Linked DNA regions of Homo sapiens: region 1 is linked to region 2. A link is a loop called in an ENCODE intact Hi-C map of the cell type or tissue named here. Cell type or tissue: mesothelial cell of epicardium. All regions are shown on one strand. Links, peaks and the distances in the headings refer to the core of each region. The heading gives the core; the rest is flanking DNA. Region 1 has its middle 99 kb from the start of LINC02305. Region 2 has its middle 220 kb from the start of LINC02305.

Region 1 (7,846 bases), core at 1,363-6,362, 120 kb after region 2:
TCAAACTCTTAATACATTAAGCATGTTTTATTGCATTTAATTGAGAGTGATTCTGCTGTTTCTAATTTACTTAAAAGTAAACTATCAGGTATCATCTAGTGAGAATATTGGTAGTTATAAAGTGGATGAACAATGTATTACAAGAACTATTTTATTGTTTACTTTCCACTATTCAGTAACTTCATGGAAAGTGCTCTGAAAATAATATTTAATGTATTCTCATCTCAATAGATACAACATTGCATAAGGGCTTTGTTCGGTCAAATGCCTGTGATTTTTTTTCTAACAGAAGACCTGTGGTAATGCATACACATATTTCTTAACAGAGCTATGTTGTAGGTCTATTTATGATCATTGACAGGAAAATCAAAAGAAAATGGGGAAGCAAAGGGCTTCATTTCTACAATATTGTGTTACTTCTACAGGAAAAAATGCAATACTTGATCTTAGTCAAAAGGCAGAGAAGCAATACCAGAAGAAAAATACTAAAAGCAGTATAATGTAATTTGTATACATATGAAAACGTCAATGTAAAGTCAAATTGGCCTACATATACAATTTTATACACACATTTTGAAAGGGTGACTCCTTCCAATATTAAATAACATTTTCAAAGACTATCACTGGAGAACTACCGCTTGAATAATTCGTAGGAGATTTTCTAAAAGGTATTTTCTCAAATTAACTTTCACACTAGCATCTTTTAAATGAACTAAATGACCAAAATGATTTAATCTAGTCATTAATTCAGAAGAAATTTATTACAATTCTCCAGCAAGTGGATATAGGTACTTATCCTTGGCATGAGTTTCACTGCTGCATGTTGCTGACTTCTGTGTACCATCTAATAAATGTTGGAGAGCTCTGTCAACCTGTCACCAAACTTGTGTGGCCCTAGAGTTTGACGAATAATGCAATTATTCACTCACAGCAACTGCCTCCAAACAGGGAGGCATGTACCTGCAGAATAAGTCAACTTATTAGTTCTATCCATCACATTACTCTTTCCTAACTAAAGTATTCTGAAATAGTATTTCTCAAATTTAAGTTATCCACGTATTACCTATACTGTTTCACCACCTGTAGCATTTCATTCATATTTTCATTAAGTCAACTAATGCTAAAAAACATGTGCTGATAATGCTTGTTTCACACTAATGTAATCACATAAATATTAAAACAAAATAATTTTATATTTGCACTGTTGGAAATAATCTTTCATGCTTTCTATCATGTTTTGAAATATACAGGCCCCAAATTATAATTGGCAATAAAGTAAGATTATTCTCAAATCCATGTTGAGGTCACACTCAGCTGTATGCCTGTGTCGTTGTTTGTGAAAATCATTTAACAAATGTACTCAAAAGAAGTGTGTTGAGTCCCTGAACTGGAAGGGAGTATTCCCACGGTAGAGTCGCAGGAGGACATGGCTTAGTGCCCAATTTCACATAGCTTACAAAACATCAAATTACTATGTGACAAGAAACTAGGAAAGCATAGATAAAGTTATAAAGAAATACAGAATAAGGAAACATACTTCTCATTGGAGAATAAGAAAAGAATTCAGGAGTAGTTTCTCCAGGGCCTTTAAATGACAGAGTAAACATTTAGTCTTATAAATATGATGAGAATGAGGTAGTGAAGGGGGATGATGTTTCTGAAAGATATTTCTGATGGTAGAAAAAGCATTCATAAAGAAAGTGACAAAAAACTTGCTAGGCAGGATCAGGAGACTGCAAATATCTCTTAGAGTACATGGTACAAGAGTCTGGCTTAGTGGGGAAGAAAGTATATGTGGTGTTGGTGTTGAAAAAGAAATACTTTAAATGGCAGTATAGGGGATTTGGAATTCTGCAGTAAGGGATTGTGAGCATGTAACTGTTGCATACATATATATTAACTTAGTGTAATGCATAATGTGTTGTCATTATAAAATATTTATCATCATTTATCACTGCTATTATAATAGAATGTATTATTATATTTGTAGTATTACTGATGTGATCTATTATGTTACTAATATCTGTATAGTATTTCATACATCTGTGCATATATGTATGTATATGTCTATACAAACATATGCACATATCATCGCCATTTTGCAAAAGATGCATAATGTGAACCAAAAAGAGAAAGCACACTGCGATATGTACTTTGTTATGATAAGTTACAAACCTGAAAACTGACCATCAGAAACATCATCACTTTCTAATGTCACAGAACTACAATTCATACTCTTGTCTATGATGACTCAACCTATGCTTCTGAGCAATACAATTTTTCATGGCATAAATTGAATAGGTAAACAACTTTCTATTTAGATTCCTCAGGTGGCTTAATCCTCTTTTCATGGGTTAGAAATATATTATCTCAGAACAAACACACTGTCTCTCTAACTCCAGAGTCATAAAATTGCCATTGATAACCAGTATAAAAAAAATCTATTACACTAAGGGTTGCTGCCAGAACCAGAACTAGTACATATAGCCTCTAGCTAGCTGGGTGCTTTACTAAAGGCACAGTTTTACTGAACCTCAGTTTCTTCATTTCTAATATCAGCATCTTTGAACTCAATCACTTTAAGAATCTTTGCCAAATCTATAAAATTATGATGATGTATTTAGCACCAGCAGGAAATGTGGACCTTAGTCATTTTATCATGTTCTTGACATCAGGGTTTAGTAGTACCATTTAAAAAATAAAATTAAATAATTAGATTATTTTATAGACCATTATTATTTTTGAGAAATCATCTTTGTTGTGTTTAAATTTTGACGTACTAAAAAGTGAAAATAAAAAAATTCATTGGTTCAGACCACAGATCACTTCCTGCCATTGTGATCTTGATTAAGGTATCTACAGATTGCTTGAATTCCAGCTTCTGCATCTGTGAATGTGGAATAATAAGAATTAAAAATAATGTATTTGAGACACTAGCCATATATCTGGCACTCAGCATAAAAGGAAAAATATAGCATGCTGTTTAAGAGCACAGGTTTAGGCATCAAACAGACCTGGTTCTATAACCTTGAAGGCATATTACTTAACCTCTCTAAGACTTTAAAACAGGGACTATAATAATACTTCATAGTGTGATAATGGAAAATGGAGAAAATATTACATTAAAAACTACTTGGCACAGTGCTTCATACATAATATACATATATATTTATAATATATAAATAAATTTATTTTATTTATTTATAATCTATATATTTATTTATAATGTATAATTCTATTTATATAATTTATATACCATTTATATAATAAATAACTATTTAAGAATAATTAATAATTTAAACTAATTTTAAATAATTGGTAACAACTATAATTGTTAATAACTCTAATAATAATAAATAATTGTTACTCTTACTATTGTTCCATTAGAGGCACATATGACTATGATATTAATATGTTTGCTATTTGAAATATGTAATTTTAAATACTAGTTGATTTTCAATTTTGAAATGGGTATGCATTTATGGTAACAAAACCCACGGAGTACTTTTTCCCGTAATGCACTAACACTGGCCACTGAAAGTCAGGTACCAAGTACAGAGTTTCCCCAGACAGTAAGGAGTCATTGAAATTTCTTTTCACTTTTCATTTAAGAGGTAAATAGACTTACTAAAGTCACCAAACTAAGCCATTACCAAGAAACATTTATTATAAGATGCGATTAAACAGTATGACACAGAGAGAGAGAGAAAGCAATAATTTTTTTTAGTTTTATTTTTAAACGGCCTGGGAAAAACAATATCACAAACCCATAATTTAGTCATTATTTATGAAAGCTAAGAAAAGAGACCTATTCTGTCTTCCAATTGTAAAAACACGAGCACACATTCCTTTACATAAAGTTACAGTGTCTAAACACAAAATGTTAAAATACGCATTAGAATTCATTTATAATGATTAGTAGTTTGAGTAGGGAGCAAAGTCTTTCTGGTATCATTTTTCTTAAAATACCGGTCTATTTCATTATTTAATCAGAACCACAAGCGTATTCATTTTCAGGGTAAGATAGCTGGTATTTTCTCCCTGTGTGACTATTCCCCAAGTTTATTTATTCTTGTCCTAATGAATGTCTTATCTGTTCTTTCCTAATCCTGCTGCACAGGAATGGTAAGGGATATCCGGCATGAGCGCCTTTTGACCTTAATTTTAAGTGCATTGCAGCATTCCTGAATGTCAAACCAGCGTGCCTTTCCACTTCTGTTCCTGAAATCCCATACCTAAAGTGTATCATGTTTGTCTGCTTTATTTGCCTCGGGACATAAATCCTGACCTTGTGAGCTACTGACTCTGCCATGCCCCTCTGCAGTTCCTAAAAGCTATTTCACCATAGGGAAAATGAGATAGAGTAAGAAAAATAAAGATTAAGATTACTTTTTAAATGAAGAAAAGGCAGATTAATAAGAAGCAATCATTCAGTCTTAGAATTATTTCTTTTATATGTGTGTATACACACACACACACACCTATGCACTTATTTAAATCACTGGGGTGTGTGTGTGTGTATATATATTTATATATAAATACGTACGATCCTCCCACAGCCCACAGTATCCATGGGGGATTGAACCAGGACCTCCCACAGATACCAAAATTTCAATTTCTTTATATAAAATAGCATGATATTTGCATATGATCTATGCACATCCTCCTGTATATTTTAAATCACCTCTAGATTACCTACAATACCTAATACAATGTAAGTGTCATGTAAGTAGTTGTTATCCTGTCTAAGGAATAATAACAAGAAAATAAGTCTGTACATGTTCATCCATGAGTTGAGCAGACGTGAAACCCACAGATAGCATTTTTTGAAATAAAAAAAAAAACCTCCATCAGAAGTAAGGGAAGAGATTGCATTTTAGCACAAAGCTATTACAAATTCCTGATCATTCTTCAAGTATTTTTTAGTGCTTGCTATTTGTATAATTAGTGCTCACCAGATTTTGGAGACACAGAGGTAATTAAAAGTGAGTCCTGCCTGCAAGACTCTTACAATCTAGTGGGGAATAGAACAATAAAATATAGGAAAATAAATAAATTTAATACGGAAATTACTCTAATAAAAGCATATTGCATATGGAAATATGGGAATTCAGCACTTAGAAATGCACACGAGTAAGCTTGAATGCATCAAAAACATTTCACAAAGCTGATATTTCAGTTGTTTACTGGAAGTCTGAGTTAGTCAAACAGGCAAAGGCAAAAGGATGCTGTAGAGAACCCCTAAGGATCTTTTTGATAGCTGGTGACAGAGATCCAAATATGATCCCCAGAATGCATTATTCAACATTTTCTCAGTTGGTCTCCAGAAGGGCTACTAAATAAGCCTTTTGAAACATAAGGCAAAAAAAAAAAAAAATTGTGTGACTTCTAAGCGTCCCAATCCATGGTGCCTTGGAGAACGGGCATGAGTATGAAACAAAGAGATAAATAACCGCCCAATGGAGGGATTTTGAAGGTGATTTATTTTTGCTCTGAGGAAACATACGATAGCTTCTGTAGGATGGAATGTTAATAAAGGGGTGTGGAGGTTTAAGCATGGAGCTTCTTTGGAGTTATTTTTCTCCTTTTTTGTAGTTCAGTCATGAAGTTTCCAGCATTAATATCAACATCACCACTAGTTTACAGGTATCTTGATTCACCATCCATGTATGTATAACATAAAACTAGCTCAGAAGCTATAAGTCACTGAGACAACAGGAATCTTAAAGCATAGTACTTAAAATTAAGAATATTAACTTCTCAATCTTGACTATTGACCATATTAGGATTAGTGTGGTTCCTTAATAGGGTTTCAGGAAATAGTCTCAAAGCACATTTGTCTCTTCTTCTTCAGGTAAAATACAAAGAAGAAGACAGATGTGAATATTTGTGGTGAGGAAAAAAGTTAAAAGCAAAAAACCAAAAACAAAATAACTTTTCTTGAATAGAAACAATTTTCAAAACTATTTAGTCTTCTGCTAGGACGTCAACATGTAGCACAAAGCTATTATTAAACACATTGTGTTTAAGTAAAGTCCCCCAAAATTATCATTGAAAGCATGAGTTTTCTTGAGAGTTTAATGGCTAAAGTATTACTTGAATGAATTGAACACCAAATGTAAGGAAAATATTTTAATTAATTTTAAACTTTATCTTAGAATTATATCATATTGCAAATATACTAGCTCCTACATAAAAGTCTTCCTTTATCTGTATAACAAAATCAAAATTCTTTATTATGCAAAAAACTCTTTATTGGCTGGATCCTGACTACATTCCCAGTCCCTCTTTTTTCTATTTCCCCACATTCATATAATATGTCTCTAATATGATGACCACCTTGAAATTCCCAAATTAACTGTGCATTTTCACATTTCCACATCTTTTTCTTTCTTTCTTTTTTTTTTTTTTTTTTTGGAGATGGAGTCTCGCTCTGTGACCAGGCTGCAATGCGGTGGCGCAATCTTGGTTCACTGGAATCTCCACCTCCCGAGTTCAAGCGATTCTCCTGCCTCAGCCTCCCAAGTTGCTGGGACTGCAGGCACGCACCACCACGCCCTGCTAATTTTTTGTATTTTAGTAAAGATGGGGTTTCACCATGTTGGCTAGGATGGTCTTGATCTCTTGACCTCGTGATCCTCCCGCCTTGGCCTCCCAAAGTGCCGGGATTACAGGCGTGAGACACCGCATCCGGCCACTTCCACATCTTTAAACTTACCCTTTGCTTAACTGAGAATGACTATCCCACCAGAAATAATACATCCCAACACCTTCACACAATGCCAAAAAAATGGGAAACTTTTCAAAATTATTTGTGAATTGGGAAAGTGAGGGAGCATTAGATTTGTATGCGTGTGTGCACGTGTGTGTGTGTGTGAGACAGAGACAGAGAGACAATTTCCAGATATTGTTCTAGTTTATGAAGAATGGCAAATTTAAATAATCGCTGAATTTGCAAGTGATGACTTAGATCTGAAATCTTGGAACTATGTCTTATATCTTCATCAGACTTATCTCTGTTATCCTCACTGGGTTGAGAGGATGTTTCAGTAGAGGAGAACTGAGGTAAAATGCAGTAGTCCTGCTAACAGTTTGAGACAGAATTTACATTTGGAATGAAGTAGAAGCTTTTGTTTACTTGCTTTGTTTTCCAAACCTAGAACTTGATGTTGTAAAGTTCTCATTCTCTTGTGTTTATTCCAATATCACTGTTGATTTGTAAAATTGTCTTGACTCTAAGAATACTAACAGGTCACAGTTGTTAGAGGTTTATAGTACACCAGGCACTGGAATATATTCATTATCACATGTAATATTCTTTAAAAATCCACCAGATTCAAAGTAGATACACAATTTATAAATGAGGTATGTAAGGCACAGAGATTCTAGATATGATGCACAAAGACACACAGCTGATAAGAGACAAAGCCAGAATTTTTTTTTTTCTTTGAGATGGAGTCTCGCTCTGTCACCCAGGCTGGAGTACAGTGGCATAATCTTGGCTCACTGCAACCTCCACTTCCTGGGTTCAAGCGATCCTCCTGCCTCAGCCTCCCGAGTAGCTGGGACTACAGGTGCGTGCCACCACACCCGGCTAATTTTTGTATTTGTACTAGCGATGGGGTTTTGCCATGTTGGCCAGGCTGGTCTCAAACTCCTGACCTCAGGCGGTCCGTCCACCTTGGCCTCCCAAAGTGCTGGGATTACAGACGTGAACCACCGTGCCCTGCCAAAGCCAGGATTTTAAAACATGAAGATCTCGGAGTCCTTGTTCTTCATTATTATACTACAATGTTCCTGTGTTTCTACTGTACTAACACAGTTTCCACTATGTTTTAGGCACATA
Region 2 (7,846 bases), core at 1,528-6,527:
TTTGTTCATATTATGTCTCTATTTTTTAGCACCGTCCAAGAGTGACATGATTGTGGAGGACAGCTCAAATAAAAGTGAAAGTAATAACATTTTTTAAAACACTACAATTTTACTGCCAGTGGGAACTGCCACAATGGCTATATAATTTTCATCTTTTGAAAATAACAGGATTCAAAGCAATAGCTGATTAAAGTTATATAAGCAGCCCATTTTATCATAGACTATTGATGAATTAGTTTTATTAGCAATGGACACGGTTAATGCAGATACCTTAGCAAAGAGTTATATCAGGGTTTAAAATTGCAATCATTTATCTAAAAAGTAAAGCATGCAAAATAATTTTCATTCTGTACGTGGCAACACTTGTAAGGAAGCTCAAAACCATTATAAATCATATGGGAAAAATAACCTTTACCTTTTGAGGTAGAAATACTAATGGGTGCATTTTATCTATTTAGATTATAATGACAAACTAAGATTATTTTGGTTGCGAATTAGAAAAAAAGTCAATCAAACTGGCTTAGGTCAAAGAATAAAATTTATTGGTTTATGTCATTGTAAGGTCCAGTGGTGAATAACATTCAGGTAAAGTTTGATCAAATGACTGAAATGGTTTTTCTCAAGGCTTAGATCTTCCCATTTCTGTCTCTCTGTTGACTTCATTCATTCTGTTGAGTAAAACTGGCTAGAGCAAACATTTTTGTACTGTTCCTGACCTTAGGGGAAAATAGCTTTTACTTGGTGGCATCAATGCTCTAGGCCTGTATCATTTTTATGGCCAGCCACCCCTGAAGAAAGAGGTATAATTCTTCCTCTAGAACAGTGGTTCTAGATTGGGGACAATTTTGCTCTGTAAGAGACATTTGGCAATGTCTGCACGTATGATATTTGTCACAACTGAGACATGAAGCTACCTGAATGAGTAGTGTATTCAAATCCTCTGCTCATTTTAAAAACTTGATTATTTGCCTGTTAATTGGATTGTTCATGTCAAGTTGCAGGAATACTTTACTAGGATATTTTGGATATGAGAACTTTATATGATTTGCAAATATTTTATCACATTTTATAGGTTATCTTTTGATACAGAACATTTTTAAATGTTGATAAATAATTTATCTATTTGTTCCTACTTAATCTAAGGTCACAAGGATTTATAGCTATGCTTCCTCCTAAGTGTTTTATAATTCTAGAGGATCCATTTAGGTTATCGTCCCATTTTGAGTTAATTTTTGATGGATACACTACAAGCCCTGAGTTTGCTACTACACAATATGTAACAAAATTTACCTGTATTCTATAAATATATACAAATAAAGTTTAAAGGGTATGACATAAAAAATGTGGGGTAGGAATACAAATTTATGCTTTGGCATATGAATATTCAATAGTCTAATTAGCATTTGCTGACATGACTAATTCTTTCCCTATTTAATTTTCTTAATTCTCCTGTTGATCTAAAGATTCATGGGTTTATATGACTGTACTCTCCACTCTATTCATTAATCTATATATCTATCTTTATGTCAGTACCACACTACTTTAATTACTGTAGCTTTGTAGTATGTTTTGAAATTAAGAATTGTGAGTCAACTTTATTCTTTTGTTTGGAATGTTTTGACTTCTTGCATTTATACAGGAATTTTAAGATCATTGTATCTATTTCTGCAAACAGGTAGTTAGAATGTTGATGCTGATTAAATTCATTAAATAAATTTAGGGAATACTGATACTTTAATAATACTAAACCTTCCAATCAATAAATCTAGACATATTTCTATTTATTTAGCTCCTCTTAAATTCTATTAGCACTACCTGATAGTTTTCAGTGTACCATGCTTGCACTTCCTTGGTTAAATTCATTACTAAGTATTTTATTCTTTTTGCTGCTACTGTAAATGAAATCATTTTGTTAATTTCAACTTTGGCTTGTTCACTTTTAGTGTATAGCTATAGAATGGATTTTGATGTATTGACCTTGTATCTCACAACTCTGCTGACTGATTTTTTTAACATGTGGATTTGTTAGAATTTTCTATGTGTATAATTATGTTAGCTACAAGTAGAGATGGTTTTATTTCTTCCTTTCCAATTTAGATTCCTTTTTTCATTTTCCTGATTTAATTGCTTCTGGTTAGAATTTCTGATATGATGTTGAATAAAAGTGGCTAGAGCAAACATCCTTGTACTGTTCCTCATCTTAAGGGGGAAGCTTTGGGTCTTTCACAATTAAGTATGAGGGAGTCTTTTACAATTAGGCATCATACCATTATCAAGTTGAGGAAATTTCCTGCTATTCATAGTGTGTTGAGTGTTTTTATCATGAAAAGGTATCACACTTTATCAAAATCTTTTCTGCATTTATTGAGTTGACATGTATATGTGTGTGTTTCCTTTATTCTAGTGATATGGAATTATACTGATCAATTTTCCAATTTTGAATTTCTGTGATAAATTTCACTTGGTCATGGTGTATAATCCTTTCATATGTTGCTGAATTAGGTATTCTATTGAGGATTCTGTTCTATTCTATTAGGGATCATTGCATCTATATTTATATGGGATATCAGATTGTATTTTTCTTTTCTTGGGATATCTTTGCCTGGCTTTGGTATCAGAGTGATGTCGACCTCACAGATTGAGTTAGCAAGTATACCCTTCTGTTCTATTTTATTTTTTGAAGAGTTTGTACACGATCGGTGTGAGTTTCTCCTTAACATTTGGTGGAATTGACCATTGAAACCTTCTGGTTCTAGGCATTGTTTTGTTACTGTTTTGGTTAAAAGTTTTTTGATTACTGAGTCATTCTTTTGATTGTTATGTGTCTATTCTATTTTCTGTTTTTCAGTCAGTTTCAGTTGAGTGTATGTTTATAGGAATTTTTCTTGTACTGGAACTAATGAGGTTGGCTGTTACTTTTAAGTCTACCACTGAGCTGGGAAGTGAGGAATAGGACAATGGATAATTGAAACAGCATAAAGCTTATTATTTTTTCTGCACTTCAGTAATTTTTATTAAGTGTTTTCAAGTTGCTTTTACTAAATTTCAGAGTCTCAAAGAGTCAATTCTGATGGATTTTCCAGAATTTTAGTTGCTGTTACGAAAGGGTAGATTTTGGAATTCCATACCTCACAATATTTACTGATGGCACTCTGTAATATTTTATTAAATCTATACTTTATTTCATTTCAGTTATGAGTTTTATTTTTAATTTTTTTGAGGCAGGGTCTCACTCTGTCACCCAGGCTTGTGTGCAGTGGTGTAATCTCTGCTTACTACAGCCTCGACCTCCTGGGCTCAAGCAATCCTCCAACCTCAGCTTCCCAAGTAGCTGGGACTACAGGTGCACACCACCATATCTGGCTAATTTTTATTCTTTTTGTAGAGACAGGATTTTCCATATTGCCCAGGCTGGTCTTGAACTGAGATCAAGCAATTCTCCCACCTCAGTCTCCCAACATACTGGGGTTACAGGTGTGAGCCACTGCATTTCACCTCAATGACCTTTAAAACATGCCAAATCTCCTTGTTTATCAGACAAAATTACTTTTTACTTCTTCCACAAATTTCTTTTAACATATTTGTGATATACCTTTAAAATTGGCCCTATTTTAATTATATCTATAATATAAACTGAGTAATTAAGGTATGTTTAATCTCACTTTGAGTTACAGAAAGCAAAATAACAGAAACCGTGACAGACATAAAAGAGAGTTTTTGGAAATATTTTAAATTTCTGGACATGGGGGACCTGATTTAGTCAATGGAAAAAGCCACACAACTACAGTATAGATTTGCTTGCAATTATTTTTACATGTATGTTTCAATAGCTATGTGGCTTAAATTAAAATTTGGTTTTCTCCTAAGATTTATTGTTATATAATTGTTTTTTCCCACATCATCCACAAATACTTAAGGAGTAGCATTGTGTATCATTTCACTTCTTTTTTCCTTCTGGATGTTCTTATCAAATGTAAATGAAACATAGCAGGAACAAAGAGGTAGGTGTACATTAGAAAATTGTAAGATTTACTTCTCCTTTCTTCTGGAATAACAATTCAAAACTGTGTTTTATTGGAAGGTGAGGGAGAGGATGGTTAATCACGAATTGAAACAGTATAGATATTTCTCATTCCTTTTAAATAATTTGATAGTATGTAATTGTTTGAATGTATTAGAGTGTATGCAACAATCTCGTGTGGATGAATATTTGTGTTATTCCCAAAATTTCACGTTTACAAATAACTTTTTACATGGGTTGTTCATATTTTTGCCATAATATTTTCATGATAAAGTCCGAGAACTGGGGGTTTCATTTGCCATTCCCATTAGCAATTTTGAGAACACCCATTTTTCTAGCATTTCTTTAAAGAGCATGCTGACAAGCTTTTAGATTTTGCCAATCTTAAATGTGAAGAATTACATCTCTGTAAAGATTTAATTGCATCTCAACATATGTTCATATCATTAAGTGTACTTTTAACATTGTCAGTCTCTGAATATTTTATTATTTTGGACAATATTCTTCCAAGGGTCTTTTTAAATCTTAATTGTTATTAGTTATTTATCTCAGATAAAAGTTACAGATATCTTCTTCCAGTTTGTTATTGTCTTTTGATTTTGCCTATGATGTTTCTGTCATGCAAAGCATTTTTCTTTTGTTTTTATGTAGGCACATTATCAGTATTTTATTTTTTAAAAATTTGTTTGAGACAAATTTAGAAAAGCCGAAATTTGACAAATTTAGAAAATGCCAGGTAACAAATACATTTACTCACGTTTACTTCTCATGCTTGTGCGATTTTATTTTTACATTTACATCACTGAAAGAGTTGGGGATTATTCTGTTACATGATTATAGATATAGATTCAATTTTTCTTTTTCCAAGTGGCTATACAGTTACCCAGTACCATTTATTAAAAAGTTTATATATTTTGAAGAATTTTGAAATGCGAATCTTATCATATGTTACGTTTTAAACTATTCTTTAATTTTTTTCTGAGTGTTTTACTCCATTTCATTCATGTGGTCATATGGTTCCATACTCCTTTAATTTTAGAGGATTTACAGAGTGTATAAATATCTGGTAAAACTAATCTCCCCATCATTACTTTATTTTTCATGACCTGTCTGCCAAATACTAATCTTTGAATTACAGCAGGTAGTAAAAATAGAAAAATTTCTGTGATTTGAAGTTTACTACAATAAGCATTTACTTACCAGAGTTTACAGATGACTTTATTGTTCTGCCACTGGAACTTACCACACACATAGTGAATTACTAATTTATTATCACAGCATATTTGTTAAGACCACAGCATCCACAGTCACATTCCCTGGTGTATCCAAGCTCCAACTATTACCAACAGTGAAATTATGGGCAGGTTACACTATCTAAGCCTCAGTTCCACTTATGTTAAAAGAGAAAAAAAGTAAAACTACAGCCTAATGCTGGAGTGAATGTTAAAATAGAAAATGTATGGTAATAGCTAGTAGAGTCACTGGTAAATCAAGAACTCTCAATAAAATTAATAACTCGTAGACTTGGCATACAACATTTTTCTCTTTAAAATATTGTGAGAATAGAATTTAGTTACTTTTATAACAGCTTATTTATATACACCAAATCTCCAAAAATTATTGACAACATTCTCCAAAATTAGGGACTCTCAAATCATCTTATCTAATAACAAATTTACAGAAAACAAAACTGAAGTCTGGAGAGATGTGTGATTTGCCAAGCTCCTACAGAAAAGTAATGACAACATCAGAGAGAAAATCCAGTTTTTTTCAGTTTTCCCTTCTTCCTTTCATAAGTTGTGAGAAGGACCAGATGGTACATAAATTATTTTTTCAATCTCATAATTTAATTAAAATGCAGCTATGTTTGTCTTCTCATAAAGAAGCTGACCTTTGTAATACTTCAGTTTTAAACTCTTATTTTCACATTCCCCATGGTTGTTTTTTTTCCCCACTTTATTCTACTTCATGATTAATATGAAGCTGGAGGGTTTAGCTAAAATGGTTAGAATTTATCCACTCAAACTGTATCACCGGTAATAAAACCTGGATCCTTTCCTAGCGTTTATTGAAGTTTCAGCTTTGCACTAACAGTTTAAACACTCTTCAGCTGGACACATGCTAGTTCAATACAGTTTATCTTGATGTTGGCTGATGAAGTATAAAAAAATTCATTAATTCATTACATCACATATTCTAGCCTATCTTTGTTCTGTCCAGAACATCTGGAGTGATAAACTTTGAACACCAAAAGCCAGATTGGCTTAATCAAACGAGCTGTGTCATTGTTCCTGCAATAGACACTGGTCCATGTAAAGCTGGATATACAACATGGCACATTTCAGAGTACACTGAGTATGGTTTTACATATAATAAGTGTTTACCTCTAAATACAAATTAGTGTCTCCCTGGACAATTAGGAATCGCCAGTGGAGGATTCCTTTCTCATTGACACTTTGTATAGATTCTCAAGTAGTGAAAGTAGAAGGGAAACCTAAAATTGGTACCCAACCTCAAGTCTCTTTCATCATGAGTATAAAAATCAATTGTTAAAGGGGTTTCTGTATTAGACTGTTCTTGCATTGCTATAAAAAATACCTGAGTCTACGTAATTTATAAATAAAAGAAGTTTAATTGGCTCATAGTTCTGAAGGCTATACAATCAGCATAGAAACTTCTGTTTCTGGGGAGGCCTCTGGAAACTTACAGTCATGATGTAAGGTGAAGGGGAAACAAACACATCTTACATGGCTGAAGCGGGAGGAAGGGCTGTTGTGGGAGGAGGTGTTACACACTTTTAAACAACCAGATCTTGTGAGAACTCTATTGCAAAACAGCACCAAAGGAATGCTGCTAAACCATTTATGAAGGATCCACCCTCACGATCCAATCACCTCCTACCAGGCCCCACCTCCAACACTGGTGATTGCAATTGAAAATGAGATTTGAGCGGGGACACAAATCCAAACGATATCGGATTCTTAGTCCATTTTCTGTTGCTTATAACAGAACAGCTGACTCTGGGCAATTTATAAAGAAACAAAATTTATTTCTTACAGAATGAGGCTGGAGAGTCCAAGGTTGAGGTTGCATATCTGGTGAGAACCTTCTTCCTCGTAGGGACCTTCTGTAGTGTCCAGAGGCAGCACAGGGCATGACGTGGTGAGGAGGCTGATGCAAGCTCAGGTCTTGCTTCTTACTCAGCCACAAATCCCATTCCTATAATAACTCATTAATCCATTAATCCATTACCCCATTAATCCATTCACTAGGTCAGAGCCCTCAGGATCCAATCATCTCTTAAAGCCCGTTCTCTCAATATTGCCACATTGGGGATTGAAATTCACCATGAGGTTTTGAAGAGGGCAAATATTCAAATCACAGCAAAGGGTAAGTCACTGGAAGATAAAATTAAAAGGTAAATAGTATTTGGGAGGTTTTTCATATTAAGCATCCATCCTTCAGTAACACCTTACCTTGATTGTGATATACAGATTAGATCAGATAAAATGCATGGCTAAGACATTGCTGGTGATTTCACTGAAAAAGAGAATGACAAGCAGCTGGACTTGCTTAAAATACAGATTCCCAGGCTCTCTCTAATCATTTAAAATTATTAGATTGTGGAAGTATCTTGGGAATTCAAATCTTTATAACCACTCTTAAGTGACTCTAACACATTTGGTCCACACAGCACACTCTTGGGGGAGGGAGGCATTTTATGAACATCATGATGGTGAAAGACTGGATACAATATATGGACACAGAACTATGCAGAGACTTCATGGTTTGCTCAGGATCCATCGAGAATTATTTTAGCAGTGA

What was found. Hi-C counts contacts between places; a loop is a spot of excess contacts. Peaks named below come from ENCODE experiments on the same cell type or tissue, not always from the same donor. Only the 100,000 strongest peaks of a DNase experiment are listed, where the experiment ranks them.
Region 1: it touches region 2 in a loop (24-fold over the local background); 1 of 110 quality-filtered maps calls a loop at or near these places.

What each region holds. Positions count from the first base shown.
Region 1 is chr14:83,812,803-83,820,648 of GRCh38, forward strand. No RefSeq gene overlaps it. Among named protein-coding and RNA genes, the nearest start is that of LINC02305, 99 kb to the right of the region's middle. In mesothelial cell of epicardium, for the core only: no CTCF peak of the experiment used is centred there; a DNase peak (open chromatin) is centred at 4,166.
Region 2 is chr14:83,688,059-83,695,904 of GRCh38, forward strand. No RefSeq gene overlaps it. Among named protein-coding and RNA genes, the nearest start is that of LINC02305, 220 kb to the right of the region's middle. In mesothelial cell of epicardium, for the core only: no CTCF peak of the experiment used is centred there; no DNase peak of the experiment used is centred there.